Regions from separate parts of the Homo sapiens genome. Here region 1 is linked to region 2. Evidence: read pairs that join two places in POLR2A ChIA-PET (ENCODE). Cell type or tissue: Panc1. All regions are shown on one strand. Links, peaks and the distances in the headings refer to the core of each region. The heading gives the core; the rest is flanking DNA.

Region 1 (12,311 bases), core at 1,689-9,688, 150 kb before region 2:
AGTGAGCTGAGATCGTGCCACTGCACTCCAGCCTGGGCGACATAGTGAGACTCCATCTCAAACAACAAAAAAGAAAGAAAACGTGCTTATTGGCATGGAAAGATGTACATGGTGATTTAGAACACCAAGTAGTCACAAGATGGTTTATGCAGTATGATCATTTTTTGTGAAAATACTTGTGTATTTAGGCCAACAGTAGTTATCTGTTCTATATTGTAACAAGAACATTTATTTTTCTTTTTTAAAATCTGTATTTTAAAATTTGTCTAGAAGAGTTATTTGTGTAAAATTTTTTTTAAAAAGAAGTAACTATACATATTTATATTTATGTTCCATTTATATTGTACTTTTGCCATATTCTACCTACACAATTTCCCAATTTTTGTTCTTGTCTCACTACAGACTATAAGTTGGACTCTGTATTCATTAACATAACAGTGAAGGTGAGATTTCTGTTTTTCCTTTTTTTTTTTTTCTTTTGCCCAGGCTGTTGCCCAGGCTGGAGTACAGTGACGAGATCTCAACTCACTGCAACCTCTGCCTCCCAGGTTTAAGCGATCCTCCTGCATCAGCCTCCTGAGTAGCTGGGACCACAGGCACATGCCACCACACCCAGCTAATCTTTGTATTTTCAGTAGAGACAAGGTCTCCCCAAGTTGGCCAAGCTGGTCTCAAACTCCTGACCTCAGGTGATCCATCTGCCTCGGGCTCCCAAAGTGCTGATATTATAGGCATGAGCCACCGTGCCCGGCCGAGGGTGAGATCTCATGATGTGAATGAACACAGCTTCAGACTCTGGTTCCTTAGGGAAGCATGGATCTGCCTGTGTCATAGTTTCCCATTCTGTGAGTGGATTCAGCAACTCTGTTCTCACAGTCACAGTCCACGAACAATTGCAAAATCTGAAAACAAAACAGTGGCTCTATGCAGCCCAGGCAATGCAAGGAGACTTATTTAAGGAAGCACAATCAAGCAACAGAAGGAATTCTGATTTTTTCCTCTATCTAAAAAAAATTAAGAGGAGTCCATTTAAAGTGATTAGCACTATTTTTATTGTTTTATTTTTATGGATGAGATCTTGCACTGTCACCCAGGCTGGAGTGCAGTGGTACAATCATAGCTCACTGCAGCCTTGAACTCCTGCGATCAAACAATCCTCCCACCTCAGCCTCCCAAGTAACTGGGACTATATGTACGTGCCACCACACCCAGCTAATTTTTAAATAAGTTTTTGCAGCGACAGGGGTCCCGCCCACTATGTTACCCAGGCTGGTCTTGAACTGCTGGGCCCAAGCAAGCCTCCTGCCTCGACCTCCCAAAGTGCTGGAATTACAGGTATGAGCCACCAACCCCAGCCCAGTAGCACTGTTTATTAAAGTCCCCTTTCACTTTTCTCCCTAACTCACTCACAGGCCCTGCGTTAATTCCCTCTTGCTGCTGTAACATTACCACGAACTTAAAACTGAGGGGCTGGCCGGGCGCGGTGGCTCATGCCTGTAATCCCAGCACTTTGGGAGGCCGAGGCGGGCAGATCACGAGGTCAACAGATCGAGACCATCCTGGCAAACACGGTGAAACCCTGTCTCTATTAAAAATACAAAAAAAAATTAGCCGGGCGTGGTGGCGGACGCCTGTAGTCCCAGCTACTCAGGAGGCTGAGGCAGGAGAATGGCGTGAACCTGGGAGGTGGCGGAGCTTGCAGTGAGCCGAGATCATGCCACTGCACTCCAGCCTGGGCGACAGAGCAAGACTCCCTCTCAAAAAAATTAAAAAAAAAAATCTGAGGCGCTAACAAAACAAATTTATTTGTTTATTTATTTTGAGACGGAGGCTGGAGTGCAGGCGCGATCTCCGCTCACTGCAAGCTCCGCCACCTCCCGGGTTCACGCTATTCTCCTGCCTCGGCCTCCCAAGTAGCTGGGACTACAGGCGCCCAACACCACGCCAGGCTAACTTTTTTTGTGTGTGTTTTTAGTAGAGACGGGGTTTCACCGTGTTAGCGAGGATGGTCTCGATCTCCTGACCTCATGATCCGCCCACCTCGGCCTCCCAAAGTGCGGAGACTACAGGCGTGAGCCACCGCGCCCGGCCCACAAATTTATTCTTACAGTTCTGGAGGGCAGAAGTCCTAAATTAGTCTCACGGGATGCATGTCAAGGTGTTGGCAGGGCTGGTTCCTTGGGGAGTCTGGAATGGAAAGTCTACTTCCTTTCCCTCTCCTGGCTTTCCGGCTGCATCCCTTGCTCCTGAAACCCTTCTCACATCACCCGACCGCTCCTTCTGCTGGTGCATCCCCTCTCTCCTCCTTTGACTTACCTGCCGCCTCCCTCTTATAAGTAAGTACTTTTGATTACCTTGGGTCCACCCGTATAATCCAGGATGATCTTTCCATTTTAAGAGCCTTAATTTGGCTGGGTGTGGTGGCTCACAACTATAATCCCAGCACTTTGGGAGACCGAAGTGGGTGGATCATTTGAGGTCAGGAGTTCCAGACCAGCCTCGCCAATATGGTAAAACCCCGTCTCTACTAAAAATACAAAAATTAGCCAGGCGTGGTGGCGCACACTTGTAATCCCAGCTACTCGAGAGGCTGAGGCAGGAGAATCGCTTCAACTCAGGCGGCTGAGGTTTCAGTGAGCCGAGATCAGGCCACTGCACTCCAGCCTAGGCGACAGAGAGAGAGTCCATCTCAAAAAAAAAAAAAAAAAAGCTTTAATCGTATCTGCAAAGTCCCTTTGACTGTGTAAAATATTCACAGGTTTCAGCGACTAGGGCACGGATATCTTTGGGGACCATTATTCAACCGACCACAGTCCGTATAATTTCATGAGAGCCTCTTGCTCTACCAGGCGTTGTAAACTTCTGTATCCCGTTTCTCTTTCCTGCCATACTTAGCCACTGAGACTTCTACTCCTGCCCGTCGATCTTGCTCATCTGAAAAATGGGGCTAAAAAACAGCCCTGATTCTACAGGGCTGTGGTGAGACTTGGATTTAAAGCACTTAGCACTATGATCAACCGCCATCTACTGCTGGCACCGGCTCAGAGCCAGCACTCCTACCGCACCCAAATCTCATTAAATTGAGCCCCTAAACACTTGCTAGAGAGGAAGAAAATGTAAGTACTGTGGGCAATAATTTAATTCATCTGGAGCTTTTTAAAAGCATTAATTCTTGTGCCAATTCTTCCATAGGCATCTTTGGCAAGCATCTATTTTTCAAAAGGTCACAGATGGTATTGACGCAATATTGCCTTTTCACTCATTCATGAAATGCATTTATTGTTTCTATTAAATAGGACACATGATATAAGAAGACTTGCTTAAGGGCTCCATTTCGCAACAGCAATAAAAAAGGAAACAACCTAAATATCTCTCTGTAGGGGAATGGACACATGAAATGGGTATAGACATAGTGGAACCCTCTACAGCTGTTCAGATTAATGCACTAGAGCAGGGGTCAGCAAACAGTGAGCCAAAAGTGACCCATTGCCTGATTTTGTACAGCTCATGGGCTAAGAATGATGTTTACATTTTTGAATAATTTTAAAAGGACGAAAGAAGAATATTCATAATATGTAAAATTCTATGAAAATCAAATTTTAGTGTTCAATTTTACTGGAACACAGCCACATCATTCATTTACGTACTGCTATGACTACCTCTCAGCTATAGCATTAGGGTGTGGCAGAGTGAACAGGGACCCTATGGCTCACAAAGCCCAAAATATTTACTCTGGCCCTTTATAGAAAAACAGCTCTGAACAGGAGATGTATGAATCAACATGAATAGATCCCAAAAATATAATGGCAAATTTGGAAAGCAAGTTGAAGAACGATATGTAAAATACCAATCATACAATTAAAAAAAAGTATGAATTAATTTGAATTCTTTTTTTGTTGTTGTTATTGAGACAGAGTCTCTCTCTGTCACCCAGGCTGGAGTGCAGTGGTGTGATCTCGGCTCACTGCAACCTCCACCTCCTGGGCTCACGCCATTCTCTTGCCTCAGCCTCCCAAGTAGCTGGGACTACAGGCACCCGCCACCATACCCGGCTAATTTTGTTTTTGTATTTTGAGTAGAGACGGGGTTTCACTGTGTTAGCCAGGATGGTCTCGATCTCCTGACCTTGTGATCCACCCGCCTCAGCCTCCCAAAGTGGTGGGATTTCAGGCATGAGCCACCTCGCCCTGCCTGAATTCTTATATGCATGATAAAATATAAGGAACAGATTGAAAGGTACACATACCGTCTTGATAATGGTTGTCTCTGAAGAGGGAAGATGGAAAGTAGAATTTGGAAGAGCTGCCAAAGAGATTTCCAGTTTATTAATGATGACATTTCCCTTTATTAAAAAGAAACTAGCTGATGTGTTTAACAGTATTTGTTATTGGACACACTTTGTGCTATTCGGAGGTTTAACTATACACATACACACGTATTTATACATGTAATTAATTTTTTTAAAAAGCTGACTATGCATTTGTATAGTCATAATTTCTTTAAAAAAGAAATTACTGGGCGCAGTGGCTCACACTTGTAATTCTAGCACTTTGGGAGACCGAGGTAGGCAGATCACAAGGTCAGGAATTCGAGACCAGCCTGGCCAACACGGTGAAACCCCGACTCTACTAAAAATACAAAAATTAGCTGGGCGTGGTGGCAGTCACCTGTAATCCCAGCTACTCTGGAGGCTGAGGCAGGAGAATCACTCGAACCCAGGAGGCGGAGGTTGCAGTGAGCTGAGATCGCGCCACTGCACTCCAGCCTGGGCGATGGAGTGAGATTCCATCTCAAAAAAAAAAAAAAGAAAGAAAATTAAGGGCCAGGTGCGGTGGCTCACGCCTATAATCCCAGCACTTTGGGAGGCTGAGGCAGGTGGATCACCTGAGGTCAGGAGTTCAAGACCAGCCTGGCCAACATGACAAAACCCCGTCTCTACTAAAAATACAAAAATTAGCTGGGCGTGGTGGCACATGCCTGTAATCCCAGCTACTTGGGAGGCTGAGGCAAGAGAATCGCTTAGAATCCTGGAGGTGGAGGTTGCAGTGAGCCGAGATGGTGCCATTGCACTCCAGCCTGGGTGACAGAGCAAGACTCTGTGTCAAAAAAAAAAAAAAAAGAAAAAAAAAAATTTAAGTACCACTGCTGCACTTCAGCCTAGGCAGTGGAGTGAGACCCTATCTCAAAACAAATTTAAAAAAAATTTTTTTAAATGCATGGTTAGGCCCAGTGGCTCACTCCTGTAATCCCAGTACTTTGGGAGACCAAGGCAGGCGGATCACTTGAGGTCAGGAGTTCGAGACCAGCCTGACCAACATGGTGAAACTCTGTCTCTACTAAAAATACAAAAATTAGCTGGGCATGGTGGTGGGCTCCTGTATTCCCAGCTACTCAGGAGGCTGAGGCAGGAGGATCGCTTGAGCCCAGGAAGCAGAGGTTACAGTGAGGCGTGATTTTGCCACTGCACTCCAGCCTAGGTGACAGAGCCATACCTTGTCTCAAGAAAAAAAAAAAAGTTACCCCCAAAAAGTGGACACTTCCGTCTACTGATCACCACTATTAGATTTGGCAACCTCCAACCATACACTTCTCTGAGCATATTTGTGCACCATTTTGCTGGGTATGTTTTGTGTAGGCATTCTGCTCTGCCATCTGCATCTTTAAATTTCAACAATATGTTGTGGGCATCTATTTTATGACTCACTTTACTTTGTTTTTCTTTATTATTTCACTTACAAACTAATAGATGCCCTATTGTAACTTTTTATTTTGAAGTAATTTTTAGATCACAGAAATGTAAAAATAGTACAGTAAGTCCTATTTACTCATCACCCAGCTGCTCTCCACAGTGACATTATCAAAACCAGGCAACAGACAATGACACAATACAGTCAACAAGGCTACAGGCCATAATCGGATGCACTCACCTTTTTTTTTTTTTTTTTTTGAGATGAGTCTTGCTCTGTCACTCAGGCTGGAATGCAGTGGCACGATCTCAGCTCACTGCAACCTCCACCTGCTGGATTCAAGCAATTCTCCTGCCTCAGCCTCCTGAGTAGCTGGGACTACAGGTGCACACCACCACGCCTGGTTAATCGTTTGTATTTTCAGTAGAGACGGGGCTTCACCATGCTGGCCAGGCTGGTCTCGAACTCCTGACCTCATGATCCACCCTCCTCGGCCTCCCAAAGTGCTGGGATTACAAGCGTGAGCCACCGCGCCTGGCCGCACTTTTGTTTTTTAATGTCCTTACACATAGATCTATGACATTTTATCTCTACATAACCTCTAAAAAAAAAACAATTAACACAGAAATACAAAGTAGAGAACATTCAAACCCATTGTGATGTTTGGGCTGTTTTCCCCAGGTTATTTTCTCTGTGTAGATGCTATTTTTTAAAACAACAATAAAGGATCTTCTAAGCTGGAAATTTTTTATTTTTTGAGATGAGGTCTTGCTATGTTGCCCAGACTGGCTTCCAACTTCTGGGCTAAAGCAATCCTCCCATCTCAGCCTCCTGAGTAGCTGAGGAATATAGCTACTGTGCCTGGCTAAAATTTGCTTTAAAAAAAAAATTGTGGGCCAGGTGCGGTGGTTCACGCCTGTAATCCCAGAACTTTGGGAGGCCGAGGCGGGTGGATCATGAGGTCAGGAGATCGAGACCATCCTGGCTAACACAGTGAAACTCCATCTCTACTAAAAATACAAAAAAAAAAAAAAATTAGTCGGGCGTGGTGTCGGGTGCCTGACACCCAGCTACTCGGGAGACTGAGGCAGGAGAATGGTGTGAACCCGGGAGACAGAGCTTGCAGTCAGCCGAGATAGCACCACTGCACCCCAGCCTGGGCAACAGAGCGAGACTCCGTCTCAAAAAAAAAAAAAAAATTGTGGAAGAGGCCAGGCGTAGTGGCTCATGCCTGTAATCTCAGCACTTTGGGAGGCCAAGGGAGGAGGGCTGCTTGAGGCCAGGAGTTCGAGACCACCTGGTCAACATAGCAAATCCCCGTCTCTATTTAAAAAAAAAATTGTGGAAATCTTTCTGTGTCAAAACATATTTAGATCTACCATATTGTCACTGTCTTTAGGACACTAAAACATCTGCACTGTAGCTATTGACTTCTCATGGAAGTCATCACCCAATTCATACCCAGCCTTTAAATTTCATTGAACAACGTGGTGGGCCCCAACTGTCAGAATTTCAGAACTTGAGCCTTGGCATTTTCTGGCACTCTGTGCCCAGGCCTCCTCCATGCCCTGCCCTGGGCATAAGGGAAAGCACTTGCTTCCCCTCAGAGTGGGCAGGACTTCCGGTCCCTCTTCCCATTGTCCTCCCAGGGTTCACTGCCCCCACACCTGCTTAAGCTTGAATCGCTGTTAACATTTACAAAACATTTTTATGAGACATCCACCTTAACAACTTCCAGCGAAATCATTGGGGGGTCGTTGGGGGTAGGGGGTGGGCTTCTGGCTCCCCTTCCCCCACTCCAGGGCAGCTCATTTCAGGTCTGATGTGAACGGTTCCATTTCTGCCTTTATGCATTGGCATAAACATTTCTTGCAGCCCATAAACACCTTGGCCATTTTACCAGTGTCGTGAAGGATGTTTATGACCCAAATATGAAAACTTTGTGAGAATTAACACTTAGGCAAACAGGCTGTGTTATTCTTGGAAAGAAATATCTTCTCAAAAAGACCCAAAGCAGGCAGGGGCTGCATGTGAAAATACACCCACGTCGGCACACTTAAGTATAAAACCCTGAAGATAGTCTATGATCCAAACTCTTTGCTGTTGCTCAGTAGCAAGGCGGTCCTGCAGTTTTTAATGGTGATCAGCTTCCTGTTTGAGTGTTTTTATAGCGTTATTATGTTGCAAAGTGAATGAGGCAAAATAAAATAGGAAAAGAGATGCTGGACCAGGAGGTTAATAAAAATCCGTGTTGTCACTCGACAGCCTCCCCATACAACTTCTTTTTCCATGCACCTCTGAGTCACTTTGTATTGACAGATGCCATTTGCTCATTTACGATGTGATAATAAAAACCTTCAGCCTTGTTCAATGTTATTCTTTTCCTCCCCTGACAGGAGGGAACCAAATGGTTTGTAGTCCGCTCAGCAGGCATTTTTTCATTAAAGATAATAACCTTGCAATGAACAACATTTAAAAGACATTTCAGAAAAGTAGCAGAATTTGGTCAGGGAGAGAAAGATCTATGGCGACATACTAACCACTCAGACCCAGAAACAGATCTGTAAAATGACCCAGGTTTTACACAATTAAAAAATATTTAGTAAGCATGGATGAATGCTCGACAAGTATGAACCTGAATGACAGTATGTGCAGAGAAAATCAAACATAAGGCTCTGCTCATTTTTGCAATTATGTTGTTTGCATAAAAAATGACATTTAAGCAATAACTGCCTGATATCAACTTTTAATTAATCCTATAGAATCTGATGCCAAAATATTTCCCTGAATTTCTGCCATTAATTTGTTTCTAGTATTTGACTCCGAAGATAATTTAAAACGAAGCCAGGAGGTTTCATAGCTTTTTATTCCAAAAAGCGACACTTTATTGATAGCAATCATTTTCAAAATTAATGGTTTTCCAATCGGGTAAGGTGGCTCACGCCTGTAATCCCAACACTTTGGGAGGAAGAGGTGAGCAGATTGCCTGAGCTCAGGTGTAGGAGACCAGCCTGGGCAACATGGTGAAATCCCATCTCTACTAAAATACAAAAAATAGAAATAAAAAATTAGCTGGGCACGGTGACACATGCCTGTAGTCCCAGCTACTCGACAGGCTGAAGCACAAGAATTACTTAAACCCAGGAGGCGGAGATTGCAGTGAGCCGACACTGCTACTGCACTCCAGCCTGGGCGACAGAGCGAGACTCTGTCTCCAAAAAAAAATAAAAAAGGTTTTCGGCCAGCAGAGCCATATGGCTTTTTTCTTAAAACATATATTATGAGTGCTTTTTGTCACTAGTTCAAATCATAGATTAATCGTACCCACTAGTTTCAAACAAAGCCATATTAGACAGTTGTGACTCAAATTGCTCCATTTCTATATGTGCCATAAACCATAAATTAGAATTGTTGGCAGTCGACAGATGTCTTTTGAAAGAATGTAGACAGATTGCTGTGTTTTAACATTAACTCTCTAGAGTCTAGACAGAAATTCCTTTATAACCACCAATTTTTGTGTATCCTTCCTGAAATGTTCTATATACAAATAAACCTACATAGTAAATACAAGTCACAGGCACAGCCTTGCTTGAAAAGCACAAATGTGATCAACCATATTCAACATATTCTGCCATTTATTGGGTTTTTTCCTTAACCATAAATACGAACATTTCAGCACATATAGATCAACTTTAGTCTTTTTTTATGTTCATTTCTAATATCGAGTTGTAATAATATATAATAGCAAAGAGTATTGAGAACTTACTCTGTGCCAGCCTTGTTCTAAACGCTGTCTGCACATTAACTAGTTTAGTCCTCATCATCAGCCAATAAGTATTCTGAATATCTTTGTTCTACAGATGGGGATATTGAAGAACTAAGAAGTCAACTAATTAACGATGGACTTATTAATGAACAGATTGTTTCCAGATTTTTCTTTTTTTTTGAGACGGAGTCTCTCTCTGTCACAGGCTGGAGTGCAGTGGCGCGATCTCGGCTCACTGCAAGCTCCACCTCCTGGGTTCACGCCATTCCTCTGCCTCAGCCTCCCGAGTAGCTGGGACTACAGGCACCCGCCACCATGACTGGCTAATTTTTTTGTATTTGTAGTAGAGACGGGGTTTCACCGTGTTAGCCAGAATGGTCTCAATCTCCTAACCTCGTGATCCACCCGCCTCGGCCTCCCAAAGTGCTGGGATTACAGGCATGAGCCACCGTGCCCAGCCTAGATTTTTCTTTCTTTTTTTTTTTTTTTTTTGAGACAGGTCTGACTCTGTCACCCAGGCTGGAGTGCAGTGGTGCAATCTCGGCTCACTGCAGCCTCCGCCTCCCAGGTTCCAGCGATTCTCCTGCCTCAGCCTCCTGGGTAGCTGGGATTACAGGCATGCACCACGACGCCCGGCTAATTTTTGTATTTTTATTTTTATTTTTTGCGACAGAGTCTTGCTCTGTTGCCCAAGCTGGAGTGCAGTGGCGCAATCTTGGCCCACTGCAACCTCCTCCTCCCGAGTTTCTCCTGCCTCAGCCTCCCGAGTAGCTGGGACTACAGGCGTGCGCTGCCACAGCTAATTTTTGTATTTTTAGTAGAGACGGGGTTTCGCCATATTGGCCAGGCTGGTCTCGAACTCCTGACCTCATGATCCGCCCACCTTGGCCTCCCAAAGTGCTGGGATTACAGGTGTGAGCCACTGCGCCTGGCCTTAAAATTCATTTTCTAAGTGCTCTTGAGTTAATAGCTTTTCATGCTAGCTGTCCCTCCCATCACCACCAAATGTAGAGGCTAGACTAAAAGACTGAGATTGTTTTCCAAAAATCACGGAAAAGCTATTTGCTGGACACAAATCTCAGCTTTTTCCTCTCATCTTCACTTAGTTATCAAGTTCCCCAAACTTCTAAAAATCAGTTGTTGTTACTGTTGTTGTTGTCATAAAATTCATCCTGAGAAGCAACCCACACACCAAATGGTGAGTCCCAGCAATGACTTCCTCGCACAAGGAGGGGCTTCCTAGATTTTAGGCAGGAGTCATTCCCCAGAAAAAAACACTCAATTATCAACATTCCTAGCTCCCTTTCTCCCTTTCCAATGAGTACACAGCAAAGGCAAACAGCTTTGACTTCAAAAAAGCAGATCAATCTGCTTCCAAACCCACAGTTCAATGCTCATAAAATCGGATCGTGAGCAAGGCGGCTCTGAGTGTCTGCACACCTTCGTACTCAGCAAGACAGAAAGGCACTTCAGCAATTCCTGGTGATTGGTAGGCAGCCCTGTCATCTGTGAACTGAAAGATCAAAGGCTTAACTCCAGGAAGGGAAATGAGGAGAATTAGTGTCCCGCCAGAAACCTCTCGCCCCACAGTAAGGATGGTGGTTCTTCTTATGATCACCAGCTATTTGGATCTTAATTTGGGATTTCATTAAGGGAATATCCACACTTGAATAAGGGGAATGAAGTTTGCTGTTTCTTTTGAAGTCCAGCTATTAGAGTGAATCGTGATTCAGAACTGTCCATATTTGCAAAGCCCAGAGCTGGGTCCCTGGCACACAGTAAAGCCGTGGTAGCTTTGGCCATGGTTTTTATCATGAACATAACTTGATGGCAAAATTATCTGCATGGTTCAAATAAAAAGGAGTGATTTTTATCCTGCTTTTATGGAGCGTTGTGGAAATTTCTAGAATGGAGTCTGGCACATAGAGGAGCTTAAAATCTTTCTTGTACAAATGACTCAGAGCTTTCCTGGATGATTTAGCATCCCCATGAGAAGCTGGCTGAGGCCCAAAGAGCTGATGTCATTTCCCTGAGGTGGGATTTGAACTGAGGTCTCCAGAGGGTTGCCCTGCCTTTATACTTTTCTCCACAAGTTAAGTCCACGTGGCTGAGCCATTGAATTAACTGAGGTGTCTGTCTGTTCTAGTGCAGCCAGTACATGGAAGAGATCATTCTGCAAACATGACGTAGCCAAGCTTAGCCTGCTGGAAACTCACAGACTTTGGGGCCCCACAGACTTGGGCTTAATCCCCAACCCTGACACTGTATCTGTGTGATCCTGGGAAACTCAGTTTACTTCTCTGAGCCTCATGCTCTTCATATGCAAAGTTGAGATCATGGCATACACGTTTTAGGATCCTTATGAGACTACATAAAATAATATCTGTAAAGAATCCACAATTATGGGATGTGGAGACACAGCTGTGTCTATAGGCTATCAAAATAGCGAGTGGGGTAGACAGAATAGTGGCCCCCTAGAGATTGTGTACATCCTAATCACTGGCAACTATAAATATGTTATATTACGTGGCAAAGGGAAATTAAGGAAGCAAATAGAATTAAGGTTGTTAATCAGCTGACCTTAAAATATAGGGATTATCTTGGATGTTCTGAGTGGGCCCAATGTAATCACAAGGGTCCTGTCAGTACCAAAAGGCAGCAGAAGAGTGGGAGACTGTTGTCTATTGTTTCTCTGCTACTTAGAACTATGTGTGGCACATAGTTGATGCTCAATAAATATTTGTGGCGTGAACGACTGACTGAATGAATGAATGCTATGTTAACTCAGATCATTCCTGTGACCATTTTAGAAACTAAATTTGCCAGGCATGGTGGCACACACCTGTAATCCCAGCATT
Region 2 (11,956 bases), core at 1-8,000:
ATAGTCAAGCCGAAAGCATCAAGTCAAAGTCTCCCGATGCTGGGAGCAAAGCAGAGAGCTCCGAGAACAGCCGCACTGAGATGGAAGGTGATAGAGCTTTGGATTTAACTTATGTCCATTTTGGGCTCAAGGTCATCAAAAAGGAGCCTGGGTTGAACTTTACAAACGGAGAGTATGACTTGAAGCAGCCCCTTCTATAGGGCAATTAGCTTTTCTTTACTTCTGGGTAGAGGGCAATAGTAACTGCCTCTATCCTAGTAACGAACATGCTTTTAATTTATGATGGTTAATGCAAAATGGGTATGGACAGCATACCTTTTTTGTTGGTTTTTATTTTTGTCTTTGAGCCCCTTGGGACATAGGGGTGGGTAGTCGTTCTATTTTGTTATAGTTTTTTTCTTTTTGTTTCTCCACACTATGATTCTGTATATGGGTGTCTTAAGAGTATGTTTGAGGAAGTGGCCACTGCTTTTTGACCACTGAAATAAGCCGTGGTTCCCTGACTCTGAGGCCCCACTGCCTGATGTAATGTTCACAAATTAGCCACTCTTGAAGCAGGGAAAGATGAACCCATTTTAAATGCACATATCTATTGAGAGGTTTGTTGATGTCATTAATGGTAAAATAAGGGAAAAGCTGTATCAAAGAATCAAAGAAAGATGGTGTCTGGGCATATGCTTTAAAGGTAGTTTCTTATGCAGAAATTTGAACTTAAATTACATATGTGTTTATATGTTGCCCATGCCTTTAAAAAAAAAAAACCCAAAGTGATACCTTTTCCCAAGCATTTGAAGCTTTATTCTTTGTGCAGATAAACAATTCAAAGGGGAAGGTGTTAATTACTTACAAAGCCAGCTCCAGACTCTCAAACTAGCAGGCAGTTATTTTTAAAGATCTCTTTTGCTTTGAAGAGAAAGAATGAAGGTTGGATGATAAAGGTCTGGCTTTTTTCCCCTCTGTGTACTAGGTCGGAGCAGTCTCCCTTCCACGTTTATCCGAGCCCCGCCGACCTATGTCAAGGTTGAAGTTCCTGGCACATTTGTGGGACCCTCGACATTGTCCCCAGGGATGACCCCTTTGTTAGCAGCCCAGCCACGCCGACAGGCCAAGCAACATGGCTGCACACGGTGTGGGAAGAACTTCTCGTCTGCTAGCGCTCTTCAGATCCACGAGCGGACTCACACTGGAGAGAAGCCTTTTGTGTGCAACATTTGTGGGCGAGCTTTTACCACCAAAGGCAACTTAAAGGTGGGTTTGTGTGGGCTTTCAGCAGGATGGGGGCTAGGCACCAGGTGTCTTCTTATTGGCACAAGCCGTGATGAGTTCTTCCATCCTTCCATTCCTCCTTTGGGAGGCCGAGGTGGGAGGATTGCTTGAGTCCAGGAGTTTGTTTATTTATTTATTTATTTTTGAGACGGAGTCTCACTCTGTCGCCCAGACTGGAGTGCAGTGGCGCCATCTCAAGCTCAAGCTCACTGCAAGCTCCTCCTCCCGGGTTCATGCCATTCTCCTGCCTCAGCCTCCTGAGTAGCTGGGACTACAGGCGTCCGCCACCATGGCCGGCTAATTTTTTTGTATTTTTAGTAGAGGTGGGGTTTCACCGCGTTAGCCAGGATGGTCTCGATCTCCTGATCTCGTGATCCGCCTGCCTCGGCCTCCCAAAGTGCTGGGATTACAGGCATGAGCCACTGCACCCAGCTGAGTCCAGGAGTTTGAGACCAGCCTGGCAACATAGGGAGACAACGTCTTTACACACACACACACACACACACACACACACACACAAATTAGTTGGGCATGGTGTTGCATGCTTGGGTCCCCGCCAATTGGGAAGCTGAAGTGGGAGGACCACTTGAGCCTGAGAGATCAAGGCTGCAGTGATCTGTGATCATGCCACTGCACTCCAGCTTAGAAAACAAAGTGAGACCTTGTCTCTTAAAAAAATTAAAATGTTTACATTTTAATTTTAAAAATTAGAAATACTACCTGGGTGCAGTGGCTCAGCACCCATAATCTGAGTACTTTGAGAGGCCAAGGCAGGTGGATTGCTTGAGCCCAGGAGTTTGAGACCAGCCTGGGTAACATAAGGAGACCCTGTCACTACAAAATAAAAATAAAAATTAGATGGGCGTGGTGGCATGCGCCTGTAGGCCCAGCTACTTGGGAGGCTGAAGTGGGAGGATCACTTGAACCTGGGAGGTCGAGGCTTCTGTGAGCTGTGATCACACCACTGCACTCCAGCCTGGGCAAGAGAGTAAGACCCTGTCTCTTAAGAGTTTTAAACTCTTAAGAAGCTGAAAAGGGCCGGACGCAGTGGCTCATGCCTGTACTCTCAGCACTTTGGGAGGTGGTGGTGCGAGGATCACTTGACCCCAGGAGTTGAAGACCAGCCTGGGCAACATAGCAAGATGCCATCTCTACAAAAATTAAATTCATATAAATAAAAAAAAAAGAAGCTGAAAAGGATTTCAAAACTTGAAAGCCAGACAGGAAAAATAATTAAAGAAAGCAGCCAGGTGCTAGTAAGGTCCCTTCTTCAGCAGAAGCCTTGCCTACCACCTTAGATTAAATAGCATCCTATTCCCACCATGGCCTTCTGTAGCTTTCCCAGCCAGATACATTTTTCTCTGTAGCAATTATTAGAGACATTGATGTTCTCTATATTTAGATGTCAGCTGCATCAGGGAATGGTCGTTTTGCTCTGTCACCCAGGCTGGAGTGCAACGGTGCAATCTCGGCTCATTGCAACCTCTGCCTCCCGGGTTCAAGCAATTCTCCTGCCTCAGCCTCTTGAGTGGCTGGAATTACAGGCGCCCGCCATCATGCCCGGCTAATTTTTGTATATTTTTAGTAGAGTCGAGGTTTCACGATGTTGGCCACGCTGATCTCGAACTCCAGACCTCAGGTGATCCACCTGCTCTGACCTCCCAAAGTCCTGGATTGTAGGTGTGAGCCACTGCGTCCTGCCCCAAAATTTGTTTTGTTTTGGTTTGTTTTGTTTGTTTGTTTGTTTCTGAGACAGTTTTGCTCTTGTTGCCCAGGCTGGAGTGCAGTGGTGCCATCTTGACTCACTGCAACCTCCGCCTCCTGGGTTCAAGCGATTCTCCTGCCTCAGCCTCCTGAGTAGCTGGGACTTCAGGCGTGTGCCACCATACCCGGCTACTGTTTGTATTTTTAGTAGAGATGGGGTTTCACCATGTTGGCCAGGCTCGTCTCAAACTCCTGACCTCAGGTGATCTGCCTGCCTCAGCCTCCCAAAGTAATGGGATTATAGGCGTGAGCCACTGTGCCCTGCCCACAAATTGTTTTTAACTGAAATTTTTACTTAAATAAGTATAGATTTTCACTGGACTTTTGAAAAGTAATACAGAGACATCCTTGTATGCTTTGCCCAGTTTTCCCCATTGGTAGCACTTTGCAAAACGGTAGTATCAACATTGTAGCATAATCAAGATATTGACATTGTTACAATCAACATTCAGATTTTCCCATTTTACTTGTACTCAGGTGTGCATGTTGTGCACTCTACAGTTTTATTACCTGCGTAGGTTTGTGCATTTTAAAAATGTTAACTCTAGGCTGGGTGCAGTGGCTCATGCCTGTAATCCCAGCACTTTGGGAGGACAAGGTGGGAGGATTGCTTGAGGCCAGGAGTTCGAGACCAGCTTGAGCAACATAAGGAGATCCAGTCTCTACAAATAAAAATAAATTAGCCGGCCAGGTGCAGTGGCTCACGCCTGTAATCCCAGCACTTTGGGAGGCCGAGGTGGGCGGATCACAAGGTCAGGAGATCCTGACCATCCTGGCTAACACGATGAAACCCTGTCTCTACTAAAAACAAAATAGAAAAAATTAGCCGGGCGTGGTGGCGGTGGGCGCCTGTAGTCCCAGCTACTCGGGAGGCTGAGGCAGGAGAATGGTGTGAACCCGGGAGGTGGAGCTTGCATTGAGCCAAGATCATTCCACCGTACTCCAGCCTGGGCGACAGAGCGAGACTCTGTCTCAAAAAAAAAAAAAAACAATTAGCTGGGCATGGTGGTGTGCACCTGTAGTCCCAGGTACTCAGGAAGCTGAGGTGGGTGGGTTGCTTGAGCCTTGGAGGTTGAGGCTGCAGTGAGCTGTGCCACTGCACTGTAGCCTGGGTGACAGATTAAGACTCAAAAAAAAGGCCGGACGTGGTGGCTCACGCCTGTAATTCCAGCACTTTGGGAGGCCGAGGCAGGCGGACCACGAGGTCACGAGATCAAGACCATCCTGGCCAACATGGTGAAACCCCGTCTCTACTAAAAATACAAAAATTAGCCGGGCATGGTGGCGCGTGCCTGTAGTCCCAGCTATTCAGGAGGCTGAGGCAGGAGAATCGCTTGAACCCGGGAGGCGGAGGTTGCAGCGAGCCGAGATTGCGCCACTGCACTCCAGCCTGGGCGACAGAGCGAGACTCCGTCTCAAAAAAAAAAGGACTCAAAAAAAAATGTTAACCCTGGCACTTGGATCAATGCCCAGGATATAGTAGGTTTTCACATAGGTACACCCATGATTGGTGGAGCAGAGACAGTTGGAGACTATAAGCCCCATCTTGGTTGCTCTGGGGAGGAATGTTTGTTAGGTGATATAAGAAATCTGATTTTCTAAATATAAAGTGCAGACAGTCCCTGACTTAAGATGGTTTGATTTACGATGATACAAAAGTGATAGGCATTCAGTAGAGATCAGACTTTGAGCACCCATACAACCATTCTGTTTCTCACTTTCAGTACATGCTCAATCACATGAGCTATGAGCTAATTTTTTATTTTTTATTTTTTTTTGAGATGGAGTCTTGCTTTGTCACCCAGGCTGGAGTGCAGTGGCATGATCTTGGCTCACTGCAACCTCCGCCTCCCAGGTTCAAGCGATTCTCGTGCCTCAGCCTCGCGAGCAGCTGGGATTACAGGCATGTGCCACCATGCCTGGCTACTTTTTGTATTTTTAGTAGACAGGGTTTCATCATGTTGGCCGGGCTGGTCTTGAACTCCTGACCTCAAGTGATCTGCCCACCTCAGCTTCCCAAAGTGCTGGGATTACAGGCGTGAGCCACCGTGCCTGGCCTACATGAGCTGTTTCAGTGCTCATGTATAAAATAAAATAGGCTTTGCGTTAGATGATTTTGCCTAACTGTAAGCTAATGCAAATGTTCTGAGTGTGTTTGAGGTAGGCTAAACTGAGCTATGATGTTTGGCTAGTTAGGGGTATTAAATGCATTTTAGACTAAGAATATTTTCTACTTTCAATCAGTTTATCTGGGCATAACCCCGCTGTAAGTCAAGGATCATCTATATGTTAAAACACTGGGTAGAATGAAATCCATATGCAGATTGATTCTTGGCTTGCCAGTGAGCTTCAAATCTCTATTTTGGTAAAAACCTTTCTGTCCTGTTCCCATAGGTTCACTACATGACACACGGGGCGAACAATAACTCAGCCCGCCGTGGAAGGAAGTTGGCCATCGAGAACACCATGGCTCTGTTAGGTACGGACGGAAAAAGAGTCTCAGAAATCTTTCCCAAGGAAATCCTGGCCCCTTCAGTGAATGTGGACCCTGTTGTGTGGAACCAGTACACCAGCATGCTCAATGGCGGTCTGGCCGTGAAGACCAATGAGATCTCTGTGATCCAGAGTGGGGGGGTTCCTACCCTCCCGGTTTCCTTGGGGGCCACCTCCGTTGTGAATAACGCCACTGTCTCCAAGATGGATGGCTCCCAGTCGGGTATCAGTGCAGATGTGGAAAAACCAAGTGCTACTGACGGCGTTCCCAAACACCAGTTTCCTCACTTCCTGGAAGAAAACAAGATTGCGGTCAGCTAAGGGAGAACTTGCGTGGAAGGAGCAATGCAGACACAGTGAAATCTCTAGAATCTGCTTTGTTTTGTAAGAACTCATCTCCTCCTGTTTTCTTTTTCTTACTGATATGCAAATGATGTTTACTACGTTGGTTGTGACCACAACCTCAGGCAAGTGCTACAATCACGATTGTTGCTATGCTGCTTTGCAAAAAGTTGAAAAAATAAAAAAAAAATGCATACCAAAACAAATACAGACTCTTTTTTTTTGAGATGGAGTCTCGCTCTATCACCCAGGCTGGAGTGCAGTGGCATGATCTCGGCTCACTGCAACCTCCCCATTCTGGGTTCAAGTGATTCTCCTGCCTTAGCCTCCAGAGTAGCTGGGATTACAGGCAGGTGCCACCACGCCCGGCTAATTTTGTATTTTGAGTAGAGACTGGGTTTCACCATGTTGGTCAGGCTGGTCTCGAACTGCTGACCTCGTGATCCACCCGCCTTGGCCTCCCAAAGTGCTGGGATTACAGGCATGAGCTACCACGCCTGGCACTTTTTTTTTTTTTTTCTAATTTTGGAAAGAAGCGGGTCTTGCAAAGTAGCTTTGTTACTTGTAACAGACGTATACATAGAACCTTTGTACAACCTAGAGTGACTTTTTCCAAAGACTGTTACCTATTTCAAGGTAGAATCGTTGGAACTTACTGAACAACAGTGGAAAAGACAACTACACAGCCTCATTGAGGGGAGATGGGTACTGTATACTTACTGGTAACTGGACACGGGTAAAAGGACAAGGTCTGTCATCTCTTTAGGGACCTGTTTTATATGCCCCAACCCTGTCCCCATCTTATTGTTTTTTTTTGAATGTACTTAAAAAAGGAACAACAAAAAACTAGGGTTGTAGAATTATAAAACTGCTTCAACCTTAGAACCTTAAGTAGGAGGCCCTCAAATGGACTTACGTTAGTCCTTAGGGAGTCAATGTGTGTGTTGCTGCTTATTTAAATACAGTTCAGTTGGAGCCCCGAGAGTGCCAATGTTTTCCCCACACCTCTTGGATGCCTTCCTCTTCCCAAATCCCAGAAGAGGTGGGCACCTGAGCGGGGAATCTCAGGTGACTTAGTTTGCCAGTGCCTACTCTATTGAAGAACTGGGTTTTCATGCTCGAGAAGAAACTCGTGGAAGGGCGTGTTTCCCATCACAGGTTCACATACTGATTGCTTTTGTTGAATTTCCTTGGTGCGACTTATGCCAAGTAATTATGACGATTTTTTGTTTTGTTTTGTTTCCTTGCTGAATATTTCATGAAGGCTACGAAGTTAGAACAGGCACGTCCTGGGTGTGAAAGCTTTAATTTATCTACCTCATTTATTTTTTATTTTTTGTAGCCATAGTGTCTATTTTCCTATTTTAAGACCGCTGAAGTATTCCCAGGCCCTGTCTAAAGCCTAAGAGTTGATGTATTGGTGGGAAGAGGTGAACGTTCAAGATGATTTTGTGATGCCTTTTTTTTTTGTAGTTTCCTTTGTAAATGTGATATTGAGCAAACGAAACATTGCTCTTGGTTTAACAAGAAAGAAAGAAAAAAACTCTAATTTCTGGGAGAAAAGTCTTTCCCCTCTATGTGGAAGGTCCTGACGGAAATATGCATCCAAGACGATTAGCCAAAGTGTTGTCTCTTCATCGTTGCACCTGACTTTAGGATTCCGCCCCCCTTTTTTTTTTTTTTTTTTTTTTTTGCCAAGTTGTGCCTTTCCTTCTGGAATTGTAAGTGAACACGATAATAGTACCTGTTTACACTGTGAAGTGGATATTGTTACAGAAAACACACCAGTGGCTTTCTCACTGTTGAGCTAATAATGCCTTGTGAATGTATGATCTACGGAGAAACCCCTGTAGTTGTACCTGCTGATGCTGTCTGTCTGTTGGAAAATAAAATTTGAATGTTTTTTTTTCTCACCCAGGTGTATATAAATTTTTCTGGTACTTTCTGCTCTATACCTGAGAATCTTTACTTGACAATCACTTTCAGCTGCCTTGTGACACTCTTGTTCCTAGCGTCAAAAAGATGCACACCTGGCTATGTCCATACTTGCCTCACTTTTTTTTTTTTTTTGACAGTTTCCCTCTTGTTTCCTAGGCTGGAGAGCAATGGCATGGTCTCGGCTCACTATAACCTTCGCCTCCCAGGTTCAAGCAATTCTCCTGCCTCGGCCTCCGGAGTAGCTGGGATTACAGGCATGCGCCACCACACTCGGCTAATTTTGTATTTTTAACAGAGATGGGGTTTCACTATGTTGGTCAGGCTGGTCTCAAACTCCCGACCTCAGGTGACCCGCCCACCTCGGTCTCCCAAAGTTCTGGGATTACAGGAGTGAGCCACCGTACCCGGCCTTTTTTCTTTTTTTTAAGACAGGGTCTCACTCTTTCATCCAGGCTGGAGTGCAATGGTATGATCTCAGCTTACTGCAGCCTTGACCTCCCAGGCTCAAGGGAGTGCAGTGGCTCGATCTTGGCTTACTGTATCCTCCGCCTCCCAGGTTCAAGCGATTCTCCTGCCTCAGCCTCCTTACTTGGGATTACAGGTGCCCACCACCACACCTGGCTAATTTTTGTATTTTGAGTAGAGATGAGGTTTCAGCATGTTGGCCAGGCTGGTCTTGAACTCCTGACTTCAAATGATCCATCTGCCTCGGCCTCCCAAAGTGCTGGGATTACAGGCGTGAGCCACCTTGCCCAGCCTTTTTTCTCCCCTCTCACATATTTCAGACATCTTTCCAAGGTAAAACCCAATTCCAGCTAATCCTTTTAAAATAACTGCAATTACGTAACAATGATGTCTAGTCATCTATTGACAACACTGCTGGTGTTTACCCATAAACGTCCCTATCACTCAGGCTGCAGTGTAGTGGCATGATCACAGCTGACTGGCCTTGAGCTCCTGGACTCAAGTGATCCTTCCACCTCAGCCTGTGGAGTAGCAGGCACACACCATCATTCTTAGCTAATTTTTTTTTTGCAGAGATGGTCTCATCATGTTCCCCAGGTTGGCCTCGAATGATCCACTGGCCTTGGCCTCCTAGAGTGCTGGGATTACAGGCATGAGCCACTGTGCCTGGCCCCGTGAACTTTTTTATTTTGTTTTTGATTGCCTTTGTGGTATTTCTTTTCTTATACTTGAGTTCACTTCCAGGGTAAATTCCTGCTTGGGATAGCTGGGGAAAAGATTATCATTGTCTTTGTGTGTGTGTGCTGTTTTCCATAATACAGTGTGTAGTGTGTATATGTGTGCATCATTCCTCTCAGCCTTAATCTTTGAAGTCAGTTCTAAAGGGTAGATTGTGATTGTACCTATGCAAGTAGATTATGCCCGCATAGTGTGGCCATAACTTTGTTTTGTCAGTTAGAGACCGCATATACAACCATGGTCCCATAAGATTGTAATACTAATTTTTACTGTACCTTTTCTCTGTTTAAATTTGTTTATAGGCCAGGCGCAGTGGCTCACGCCTGTAATCCTAGCTCTTTGGGAGACCAAAGTGGACAAATTACCTGAGCTCAGGAGTTCGAGACCAGCCTGGGCAACACAGTGAAACCCTGTCCCTACTAAAATGCAAAAAAGTAGCTGGCCATGGTGGCATTGCGCCTGTAATCCCAGCTACTGAGGAGACTGAGACAGGAGAATCACTTGAACCTGGGAGGCAGAGATTGCAGTGAACCGAGATCACGCCACTGCACTCCAGCCTAGGCGACAGAGCAAGACTCTGTCTCAAAAAAAAAAAATTAAGTACTGCTTAATTTTTTAACGTCTGCCTCCCGCATTGAAGTGATTCTCCTGCCTCAGCCTCCCGAGTAGCTGGGATTACAGGTGCGCACCACCACACCCAGTTAATTTTTGTATTTTTAGTAGAGACGGAGTTTCACCATGTTGGTCAGGATGGTCTCGAACTTCCAACCTCAGATGATCCACCCGCCTCAGCCTCCCAAAGTGCTGAGATTACAGGCATGAGCCACTGCACCAGGCCCAAGAAGACATCTTCCTAATATAAAAATGCAGCTGGGCGTGGTGGCTCACACCTGTAATCCTCACACTTTGGGAGGCTGAGGGGGGCAGAACACCTGAGGTTGGGAATTCGAGACCAGCCTGACAATCATGGAGAAAAATCCATTTCTACTAAAAATACAAAAGTAGCTGGGCTTGGAGGTGCATGCCTGTAATCCCAGCTACTCGGGAGGCTGAGGCAGGAGAATCACTTGAACATGGGAGGTGGAGGTTGTGGTGAACCAAGATTGTGCCATCGCACTCCAGCCTGGGCAAAAAGAGTGAAACTCTGTCTCAAAGAAAACAAAAAAAAAAAAGCAAGGTAAGGCAGTAAATGCTGATGTAGAAGCTACAGCAAGTTATCCAGAAGATCTAGCTACAATAACTACAGTAGCTACACTAAACAACATATTTTCAAAGTAGACAAGACAGTCTTCTATTGGAAGAAGATGCCATCTAGGACTTTCATAGCTAGAAAGGAAAAAAACACCTTGCTTCAAAGGACAAGGTGACTCCTGTTAGGGGCTAATGCAGGTGGTGACATTAAGCTAAAGCAATGCTCATTTACCATTCTGAAAATCTTAGGGCCTTTAAGAATGATGCTATTTCTACTCTGCATGTGCTCTGGAAATGGAATGACAAAGCCTGGATGATGGCATATCTCATTTTTGTTTTGAGATGGAGTCTCTGTGTCACTCAGGCTGGAGTGCAGTGGCACAATCTCAGTTCACTGCAACCTCTGTCTCCTGGGTTCAAGTGATTCTCTTACCTCAGCCTCCTGAGTAGCTGGGATTACAGGCACCTGCTGCCTTTTGTATTTTTGGTAGAGATGGGGTTTCACCATATTGGTCAGGCTGGTCTCAAACTCCTGACCTCAAGTGATCCACCCGCCTCGGCCTTCCAAAGTTTTGGGATTACAAGTGTGAGCCACCGCGCCCAGTTTAGCATATCTGTTTATCACATGATTTACTGAATATTTTAAGCCCACTGTTGAGACCTACTGCACAGAAAAAAAAAAAAAAAGATTTCTTTCAAAAATTATGGCTGCTCATTAACAATGCATCTAGGCCGGGCGCAGTGGCTCACATCTGTAATCCCAGCACTTTGGGAGGCCGAGGCGGGTGGATCACAAGGTCAGGGGTTCGAGACCAGCCTGACCAACATGGTGAAACCCTGTCTCTACTAAAAACACAAAAATTAGCTGGGCGTGGTCATGGGCGCCTGTAATCCTAGCTACTCAAGAGGCTGAGGCAGGAGAATTGCTTGAACCTGGGAGGCGGAGGTTGCAGTGAGCCGAGATCACGCCACTGCACTCCAGCCTGGGCGACAGAGGAAGACTCCCGTCTCAAAAAACAAAAAAACAATGCATCTAATGCATCTGTCAAGAGCTCTGATGGAAATGTACAAGGAGATTAATACTGAGATTAATACTGTTTTTCATGCCTGTTAACACAACATTCATTTTGTAGTCTGGATCAAGGAGTGGTTTTGTTACTGGTAAGGAGTCTGGATCCAGACCCTAAGAGAGGATTCTTGGATCTCACGTAAGAAAGAATTCAGGATGAGTCCATAAAGTGAAAGCAAGTTTATTAGGAAAGCAGAGGAATGAAAGAATGGTTAGTCCATAGACAGAGCAGCCCTGAGAGTTGCTGGTTGCCCATTTTTATGGTTATTTCTTGATGATATGCTAAACAAGGGGTGGATTGTTCATGCCTTCCCTTTTTAGACCATACAGGGTAACTTCCTGATGTTGCCATGGCATTTGTAAACTGTCATGGCGCTGGTGGGAGTGTAGCAGTGAGGACAACCAGAGGTCACTCTTGTCGCCATCTTGGTTTTGGTGGGTTTTAGCTGGCTTCTTTACTGCAACTTGTTTTATCAGCAAGGTCTTTATGACCTGTATCTTGTGCTGACCTCCTATCTCATCCTGTGACTAAGAATGCCTTAACCTCCTGGGAATGCAGCCCAGTAGGTCTCAGCTTTATTTTCCCCAGCTCCTGTTCGAGATGGAGTGGCTCTGGTTCAAATGCCTCTAAGAGTTTCAACTTCCAGGTCTTATTATTTCAGAAATACTACATTTTGTAAGCTGCCATAG

Evidence for each region. ChIA-PET counts read pairs that join two places held together with the same protein. Peaks named below come from ENCODE experiments on the same cell type or tissue, not always from the same donor. Only the 100,000 strongest peaks of a DNase experiment are listed, where the experiment ranks them.
Region 1: POLR2A ChIA-PET joins it to region 2 with 6 read pairs; 6 of 35 experiments call an interaction of 5 or more read pairs at or near these places.

Annotation. Positions count from the first base shown.
Region 1 is chr20:51,930,133-51,942,443 of GRCh38, reverse strand. No RefSeq gene overlaps it. Among named protein-coding and RNA genes, the nearest start is that of LINC01429, 73 kb to the right of the region's middle. In Panc1, for the core only: no CTCF peak of the experiment used is centred there; no DNase peak of the experiment used is centred there; H3K27ac peaks cover 3,175 bases.
Region 2 is chr20:51,778,153-51,790,108 of GRCh38, reverse strand. It overlaps SALL4 (spalt like transcription factor 4), which reads left to right. Exons shown (of 4, transcript NM_020436.5): 2 at 1-87; 3 at 968-1,248; 4 at 5,425-7,778. The coding sequence ends at 5,844. Among named protein-coding and RNA genes, the nearest start is that of ATP9A, 16 kb to the right of the region's middle. RefSeq lists enhancers at 1-178, 638-1,137, 1,138-1,639. In Panc1, for the core only: no CTCF peak of the experiment used is centred there; no DNase peak of the experiment used is centred there.